Regions from separate parts of the Homo sapiens genome. Here all the other regions are linked to region 2. The links are chromatin contacts, found by Hi-C or POLR2A ChIA-PET in ENCODE. All regions are on one chromosome and are shown on one strand. The core of a region is the stretch at or near the end of the contact, and the rest is flanking DNA. Distances in the headings are between cores, read along the strand shown.

The links. A loop is a pair of places that touch in the nucleus more often than their neighbours do. ChIA-PET counts read pairs that join two places held with the same protein, here RNA polymerase II (POLR2A). Pooled maps may share reads with other maps.
Region 1: a map of naive thymus-derived CD4-positive, alpha-beta T cell shows a loop between it and region 2 (19-fold over the local background). The contact joins the promoter of PHF8 here to the promoter of UXT in region 2. A Hi-C loop is called at or near these places in 1 of 168 maps with a recorded cell type or tissue (naive thymus-derived CD4-positive, alpha-beta T cell) and 9 of 50 pooled maps. POLR2A ChIA-PET finds 5 or more read pairs at or near these places in 1 of 52 experiments (Panc1).
Region 3: a loop to region 2 is called in a pooled map, with 7 times the contacts of the local background. The contact joins the promoter of KDM5C here to the promoter of UXT in region 2. A Hi-C loop is called at or near these places in 4 of 50 pooled maps.

What each region holds. Positions count from the first base shown.
Region 1 is chrX:54,043,166-54,045,865 of GRCh38, reverse strand. It overlaps PHF8 (PHD finger protein 8), which reads left to right and starts at 1,393. Exons shown (of 22, transcript NM_015107.3): 1 at 1,393-2,104. RefSeq lists enhancers at 802-1,261, 1,472-1,721 and a silencer at 1,282-1,451.
Region 2 is chrX:47,657,726-47,660,443 of GRCh38, reverse strand. It overlaps UXT (ubiquitously expressed prefoldin like chaperone), which reads left to right and starts at 1,264. Exons shown (of 7, transcript NM_004182.4): 1 at 1,264-1,329; 2 at 1,508-1,614; 3 at 2,581-2,662. The coding sequence starts at 1,517. UXT-AS1 (UXT antisense RNA 1) reads right to left here and starts at 1,611. Exons shown (of 2, transcript NR_028119.1): 1 at 1,264-1,611; 2 at 333-549. RefSeq lists silencers at 995-1,334, 1,613-1,692 and enhancers at 915-1,416, 1,173-1,432, 1,417-1,920.
Region 3 is chrX:53,223,845-53,226,544 of GRCh38, reverse strand. It overlaps KDM5C (lysine demethylase 5C), which reads left to right and starts at 1,338. Exons shown (of 26, transcript NM_004187.5): 1 at 1,338-1,805. The coding sequence starts at 1,656. It also overlaps a transcript of IQSEC2 not described here. RefSeq lists enhancers at 1,017-1,066, 944-1,238, 1,077-1,456, 1,697-1,796.

The DNA of each region.
Region 1 (2,700 bases), core at 144-2,643, 6.4 Mb before region 2:
TGCATACAATCTAAACTCTTTTGCATTTCGCAATCTTTCATGTTGTGACCCTTTACTGTTTGACCTCCTACCTATCTCTCTTCTGTTTTCCTTGTTCCAACAATATTCAACTTCTAGTAAATATTTTTCTATGTGCCTCCATGCATTTGTACACGTTGATCCTTTTGAGTACAATGTTCTCGCTTGTTTATTTAAGTGAACTTAATCGTCCATGTCCCCCTGCCGTCTTTCTTACAGCAGCTGCAAGCAGCTTGTAAGGCTCTTTTGTAGCTTCATGTTGCATTTTGCAAAGGTCATTTTGCAGGTGGTATTTGTGTGCTTACTGTGCCTTCTATTCCAATTGTTTACTCGCAACTTTGTTTCCTGCACTGGCAGATGCCCTCCCACTCCAGAGGCCCTGTTTTCACCATTGCATCCCCAGGGCCTACCCCACCATCACTGGTTAGTAAATTGTGTGCACGCACACATTTCCTTTTTAAAGCAATGGGACCCTTTAAGAAAATGAAATAGTAAGATAACTCCTAGAGAATTTTCTAGAATGTTTGAGAAAACCTAGGCCATCTTGAAGCATATGTACGAAGCTCCACTAACTCAGCAAAGCTCCACTAACTCAGCCTTTCCTCTCATCCCCCCTCCTCTCCCCTCCCCTCAGGCTATAGTCAGAAAATTGTGGGACAGGTGCAAACAAATCCTTGAACTGTATTTGAACTGAAGTGAAACAGTAGGGTCAAAGAAGAGTTCAGAGGGAGTTGTGGAGTTGGCAGCAGCTTTACAGAGGAACTACACTGAGGGCCTGGGGACAGAACGCGGGTAGCACAGGGCACAAGGTTCAACGTCCCTGCTCCGGGACTCAAGTCACTTGGCTTCTCGAAGCCCCTGCCTTCATTTGGTGATAATCACAGAGCTTCCTTCACAGGGGGAAGAACCAACAACGCAGAGACCGTGGGAAAGAGCCCAGCCTATCGAAGGTGCTCAATGAACAGGAGCCGCGGTGAGTACTCCGCCTCTACCCCGGCTGAAGCCCGCCCCCGCCGCCACCTATTAATTTTGTAGTTTGGAGTCACCGAGTTCACCTCCTCTCATAGGAGGAGAAGGCTGGGGAGGAGGAGTGTGCGAGTCGGGGTAGCTGAACTCCCTGTTTGCCCGGAGGAGGGGGAAGGCTAGGAAGTTTCGGGCCCCACTCAAAATGGAGCCAAACGTCTGCCTCGCCTAAGATGGCGGCTTCTCCGCCTCTGGGCTCAAGGTCTTCAGCGGCGATTGGGCACCTTAAAGAGACGAGCGGGTCCAAAGGTGGCTGAGAACCGCCCTCCTTTCTCAAGGTGGCGCCCCGCCCCCCCGATGACGTCACCCGGGAGCCGGCGGCTCGCGGTTCCCCGCCTCCGCCGCGCTCACCTCGCGAGTCCAGCCCTCATAAGATGGCGGTCGCCTTGGTTGTCTGGGTAGCGCCGCCACTCTCAACATGGTAGCTGTTTATCCCGTATTTCTCCTCCCCTCTCCGCCTCAACTTCCTCATTGTTTTGAATAAACTTTATTGACTACTCCGAATTGCCTACCACCGCCACTGGGCTTCTCCCAGCGACTTTTCGGGCCGTGTGCCTCGGACGTGGCGGCCGGTTCATCTCTTTCCCCGTTGGTTTGCTCGCGAGTATCTCCTGCCGGCCCAGCGACGACGCCACTTGCCCGTTCGCCGGGCGGCCGCCAGACTAGGCCCAAGCCGCGGTCTCCAGTAGGCCCGAACGGCCGGGCCGAGGGGAATGTTGTGGAGGAGGCTGCTCTGAAGCACCGTTGAGCGGCTGGCGCCGCGCGACCCAGCGGGGGGCTCGAGGGGAAGGCGAGCGAGGTTCCCGGCGGTACGGGGACTATCCCAGAATTCGACGCGCGTCGCCGTAGGGGCCGGAACTACCGGACGAGCCTCCGCTGAGGCGCTTCGCAGTCCCGGAGCTAGCCCGGCTGCCGGCGTGTCGCTGGGGCTGAGCTCCGCGGGCGTGGAGTCCTTGCAGCCCAAAGCATGAGGAGGTCCCTGTAGGATTCTGGACTGAAGACGTTCTTGTCAGGTTTGGGGCGTGAGGAGGTTCCTGTCAGTTGGGGAAGCGTTAAGATTCCTGTAAGTTTTGGGGGCTGCGAGGCTATTACTGTCAGTTTTAGGATATACTGTGAGGTACCTGAACATTTGGGGAGACTAGGGAGCTCTCATCAGTTTGAGGGGGGGCTGCAAGGAAACGCTGCCAGTTTCCGAGCGATGCAAAAGAATCCTTGCTTAGTTTCGGGAGTGTGAGGAAATTCTAGTCAGTTTGAGGGGTTTTGAATAGATCCTTTTGAGTTTCAGGGATGCAGCCAGAACCCTGTCATCTTTAAAGTACAGAACGAGCTGGTCAGTTTAGAGATTTATATTTATTTCAGTTTTGGGGGTGATGAGACTCCTGACTGGTCGGGGAAGGAATGATATTGAGAGTGATGGAAAGGATTATTTAAACTCTCCGAACACGACCCCAGAACTGTGATTTGAGTTGGGCGCCTAGTCTTGTCTGTCTTGTTCGTGAAGGCTTTGAGTAACCTGAAGAGACTTTCAGGGATCCCTTATCTCTCTCTGGTTGGCCCTATTTCAGGTGGTGAGAGGAGGGTCTTGTCTTGAGATACCCCCAGCCTCATTTTTGACGCTGTGGTTTGCGTCATAATAGAGGGAGCCCTGTGAAACAGGGG
Region 2 (2,718 bases), core at 15-2,514:
TCTCGGCATTTTGGGAGGCCGAGGTGGGCAAATCACTTAAGCCTAGGAGTTTGAGACCAGCCTGGGCAACATAGTGAGACTCTGTCTCTACAAAAACTTTTTTAAAAATTAGATGGGCGTGGTGGTGTATGCCAGTAGTCCCAGGTACTCCAGAGGCTGAAGCGGGAGGATCACTTGAGCCTGGGAGGTTGAGGCTGCAATGAGTCATGATCATACCACTGCACTCCAGCCTAGGGGACACAGACCCTGTCTAAAAAAGAAAAAAAAGAAAGAAAGAGAGAGAGAGAGAAAGAAAGAGAGAGAGAGAGAAAAGAAAGGAAGGAAGGAAGGAAGGAAGGGCTTAACTTGCTTGGGTTTTGAGCATTTGAAAAAAAAAACTTGCTTTTACATATGAAACACAAATTATCTGGGAAGACTTCCTTGGTAGGGGTGGGTGCTCTAGGCTCTACAGATGGAAATAGCATTTGGGGATTCATCCCATGGTCTGGATTCTTCTCCAGGCAAAGGCCCATTCTTGCTGGGTTATAAGTTCTTGTTTGAAAATCTAACCTGAAAAATAAATTCACTCAGTCACTCTAGTGCATAAGAATAAATTCACAAAAACCTTACCATTTAAATAAAAACATGGGAACTATGCCTAACTACAAGATGGCCAATCTTCGGCAGAGGACTTCAGCCACCCTCTCCATTTGACTATCAAACGAGGTGATTAGACAGAGAGTGTTGTCAATTTCCACTTGAGCCTCACTTATGGGTTGCGAGTGCAGAGCTGGAGTTATCAAAGATGAATTTTAGAAAACCTGTCTCTGTTTAAAACCTTTTAAATGCTTATACTCAGTCCCATTGCCAGGAGTGAAATCCAAACCTCCCGTGTGAAAAATCAATATCCAGGCCGACAGATCACACGGGATCTTCCTTATAGACCAGAACCATAGTCAATTTTTAGGTCCTTTTAAATATTAAACTCTTCACTTCCTCTACCTCCACCTGTGCGTCGCGCCTACCTTAGAACCCGCCAAATCCCATTAAATCCCACCCCCACCAGCCACACACGGTCTCCATAGGCTCCAGGCGCCGCTTTTGCAGTCCCCCATTGGCCGGTTTATTGCCAGACGGCCCCTGCTCGCACGCCCTAGTCTTCTTTGATCTCCTCGGATTCCGTGAAGCCCTGCCCTTCTCTTCTCCCCTTTGGCCCGTCTTCTTCCACTCAGGCCCGCCCCTCCCCAACTGGCTATTTGGTTGGCCAGCGCGCTTGCCACTTACGTCATTCACCCGCGCCACCCGGAAGCCGCGGTTCCTACCAACCGTTCTTATTGCTGGCGGCCTGAGGTAAAGGCCGCGCTTGGGTGTCCCTGGGTGGTCGGGTCCCCGAGTTGGGAGGGGCGGAAGGCTGAACCTCCAGCTTGAGCCGGACAAGCCGATTCCCAGCGTTGAGAGGGTAGAGATGAACTGTGTGTGAGGCCAAACTGGATCGGTCAACATGGTCTTCCCCCTCCCCACTCCCCAGGAGCCCATCATGGCGACGCCCCCTAAGCGGCGGGCGGTGGAGGCCACGGGGGAGAAAGTGCTGCGCTACGAGACCTTCATCAGTGACGTGCTGCAGCGGGACTTGCGGTGAGTGACAGTGCGGGGGGCGGGGCGTTTGGAACATTCCACGTGGTGGGTGGGGCGTTCAAAGTTAGGGCCAACCCTTTGAATTGGCGGGCGAGGCGTTCAGAGTCCGGCCCCGCGCTCCTTGGAGCGAGAAGTGGGGACGACATCCGGGGTGCAGTTTGGCTGGGACGTGGCGTTCATAGCAGGGGCGTGTCAGCGCATGCGCGGCCTCCGATGTTTAACAGATTAAGGCTTGTTTTCTGGAGCCACAGTTCTCGGGTTCGAATCCTGGCTCGGCCATTCTTCATCCTTGTGAATACGTCCTACCTCGCCTTTCTGTGCCCTATAAACTTTACTCTTCTGTGAAATGGGGAGTTTTCTGGAACCTTCCCCATGCAGTGGTTTTGAGTTTTTGATGTGTCCCATCTTTGTCAAGAATTTAGCATGGATGCCTGAAACATAGTAGAGGTTCAATGAGTATGAAGAAATATTATTGCAATCTTTGTTAATCTAAGCAGGAAATAAGGTGTTCAGAACTAGGCCTATGAGCATCCTAAAAGGGATGGAGGATTTTTCTAGGGTGAGGATGGGACATTATGATTGGAGTTCAGTATTGGGAGTATAATAATAGTAATTATAACTAACATGTATATAGAGAGTTTACCATTTGATAAGCATTATTCTAGATGCTTTGTAGTAAACGCTCATTTAATCCTAATGACTCTACAAGGTAATACTGTCATCTGTATTTTATAAATGGGGAAACTGAGTCCCAAACAGGTTATTTACTTGCCAAAGTCACACATCTATAAAGGATAGAGCCCAGATCCAAACCCAGGCAGTCTGACCCAGAGCCGAAAATTAACTTATGCACTAAAAAGCCTTTTCAGTGTATGGTGACATGAGAGTCTCAGAGGGTCATGATATGAGGTATACTAGGAGGAATGGGGCTGCCTATTGGTCACCATTGTACTTTCGTCCCATCAGAAAGGTGCTGGACCATCGAGACAAGGTATATGAGCAGCTGGCCAAATACCTTCAACTGAGAAATGTCATTGAGCGACTCCAGGTAAAGACTATGGGATTGGGTACCATTTTTTTGGTATGTGTGGGCAAGGGAGGGAA
Region 3 (2,700 bases), core at 89-2,588, 5.6 Mb before region 2:
ATTCATATTTTTCAGTCAATATATACTAAGGACATTTATTCATTTTTCTTTTGTTTACTCAACATTCATTTACTGCTTAACATGCCAAGTGCTAAGGATGTATAAGGCCACATGGTCCCTGCCCTTAAGGAATTCATAGTCTGATGGGGGAAAACAAAATTACTTAATCAGCATGTACGCAAGTACTCAAATATTTGCACAGTAGGTGTTCAAACTATATGCAGTAGGTCCACAGCTGATGAATGACACAGATGATCCTCCAATCAGTAGATGCCTGATGTATATGTACAAAGTACTGGTTTGATGATACTCATTCAAAGTACTGTAGTTGCAATGAACCTATTCAGAAACTGCTCAAGGAACATGCACACGATAGGACTAAATGTACATACAGTTGGTACCAAATGCACAGGGGCTATACACAATAAATACAATAAAAGTACACGGATGTTTGGTAAGTGCACTGTAGGCTCACAAATGGGCAAACAGGTGTTTTACACAGTTGACACTGGATAAATACGCCGTTGCTAAACATCCAATAGTTAAAGTATACATACACACAGGCTTATTTTGTAGGAGTATATGCCACAAATGTGTACATGGTAAAAGTGAATACAGAACAGTTGAAAGCGTTCATTAAAATGCTGACTCCCAGTGACTTTTGGGGGGTAAGAATCGAAACCCCATCTCTCTACCTGTAACCTTGGATGAAATAAAGATTTCCTTCCTTTACTTGGGACTCAGAATCCTAAAAATCCATAATCCCCGGGGAGTGAGCAGCTTCCTGCCTTCCTTATTTCAAAGCCCCAGAGGTGTCAGTGTCTAGAGCTGGAGCCTAGTACATCTCCCCCCATCCCGCGGGCCAGCATAAGGGGTCCTTTGCAATCAGGCTCCCAGAGCCGCCTTCCGCGGCCCATACCGTTAAGACCAGGGAGAAGGGACAGAGAACACTGGTGCGGGGCTAGCGACCTGGTTGAGGTCTGCGGGGGAGTGCCGGTTTGACTCCACCACCCACGGACACCAGCTCCTCTTCCGGTCTCCATAACGCGCATGCGCATCACTGGCCTTTAAACGTGCACCGCCGGTCCATCCGGAAAGACGATCCGGCAAACTAATTACAATCTTGTTCCTCCGCCGTTGCAATGAACTATTTTCTCTCAGTCCGGGGTGGTACTTTTGAGTAACCCCTTCCAAATAGAAACCCATACCAGCCTATTTAGCTCGGTCTCCACTATATGAAGGTTTCCTAGGGCTTGGTGTGACGCAACGTATACGAGGCTCGGAAGGACACCCCGCGGAAGGATCCGGTTTGTTGTGGTGTGGGGAGGGGAGACGCTGACAAACCAAGATGGCGGCGGCGGCGCTGAAGGCCGCGGCGTTTGGGAGGTAACTGTGGTGGCGAAGGCTGCGGTAGTGGGGAGGCAACCACACAGTTTGGAAGAAACGGAGCGGGACGAAGAGGCGGTAGCAGTAGAGTCAGCCTGAGACTCTCAGAGCACGACGGCCACACGCCCCCTTAGGCCCTCGGCGGGCGGCGGCTGCCCCGCTTAGGGCCTAGCCTCCGAGCATTGCCTCGGCTTCAAACAGCGGCGGCGCCATGAGTCCTTAAGGGCGGTCCAAGCCTCCCGATCCCTGGCCCAGACCTCGGGCCCACCATGGAGCCGGGGTCCGACGATTTCCTACCGCCACCGGAGTGCCCGGTGTTCGAGCCTAGCTGGGCCGAGTTCCGAGACCCTCTTGGCTACATCGCGAAAATCAGGCCCATCGCAGAGAAATCGGGCATTTGCAAGATCCGCCCACCCGCGGTAAGCCCCGGGGCCGGTTTTCGCCGGCGGCGAGACGGAATGAAGCAGTAGGATAGCCAGCGGCGAAGTCTGGGGCGGAGGGCAGCTCGAGGTGGGGAGAGGGGGTGGCTGGGACCGTTGTGGTTGCGGCGCGGATCGGAAAAAGGGTGTTGGGCCAGGGGTCCTCTCGTGGTGTGAGGCCCACAGGTGACCTGGAGTCAGAGATCCACCCCCACCCCGGCCCTTCAGAATCACTCCGGGTTTAAGACAGGGATTCCTAGTGGGCCGGAGGGAGTTCACAGAGAGGCACCCCGCACATCTCTTAGCCCGGGCCACCTAGGTCGAGGCTGTAAAAATAAGACGTTTCTCCAATCTGTTGTCATCACTTCCTTTAAGGCAGGCAGCATAGTATAGTATTAATAGAAAGATCGCAGTCCTGAAGGGAGACAGACTTGAGTTCAAAACTCCACTTTGAAGCTGAGCAGCTGTGTGACCTTGGGAAAGTAGAAGTAATCTCTCTGAGCCCGTGAAATGGATCCCAGAAATGGTTATTTAGAGGATTGAATTAAACTAGGTAGCGTCTGTATGTAGTACGCACTAGATAAGTGGTAATTATTGTGACTGTGAGGGTGTTTGATGTGGTCATTGGTTTATTCCTATGTAGGTTGACTCATATTTACTCATACCTTGCCAGGCCAATTCATCTATGATAATATCCTGGCCTGCTGGACCAGTCAGGAAATCAGTCTCACAGGGATTGCTCTGTCTCCCTTGAGGTGGGTTCAGGGAATTGTCCTCTTCTTTTCCTCGTTGAAGGCAATGTCAAGGCCTTTTCTGCACATCATCCCGCAGACTTGACTTCCTATGGAGATGTTTGGACCGGTCAGCTTGGTGGTGGGGTGTGAGTCCTTCTCAG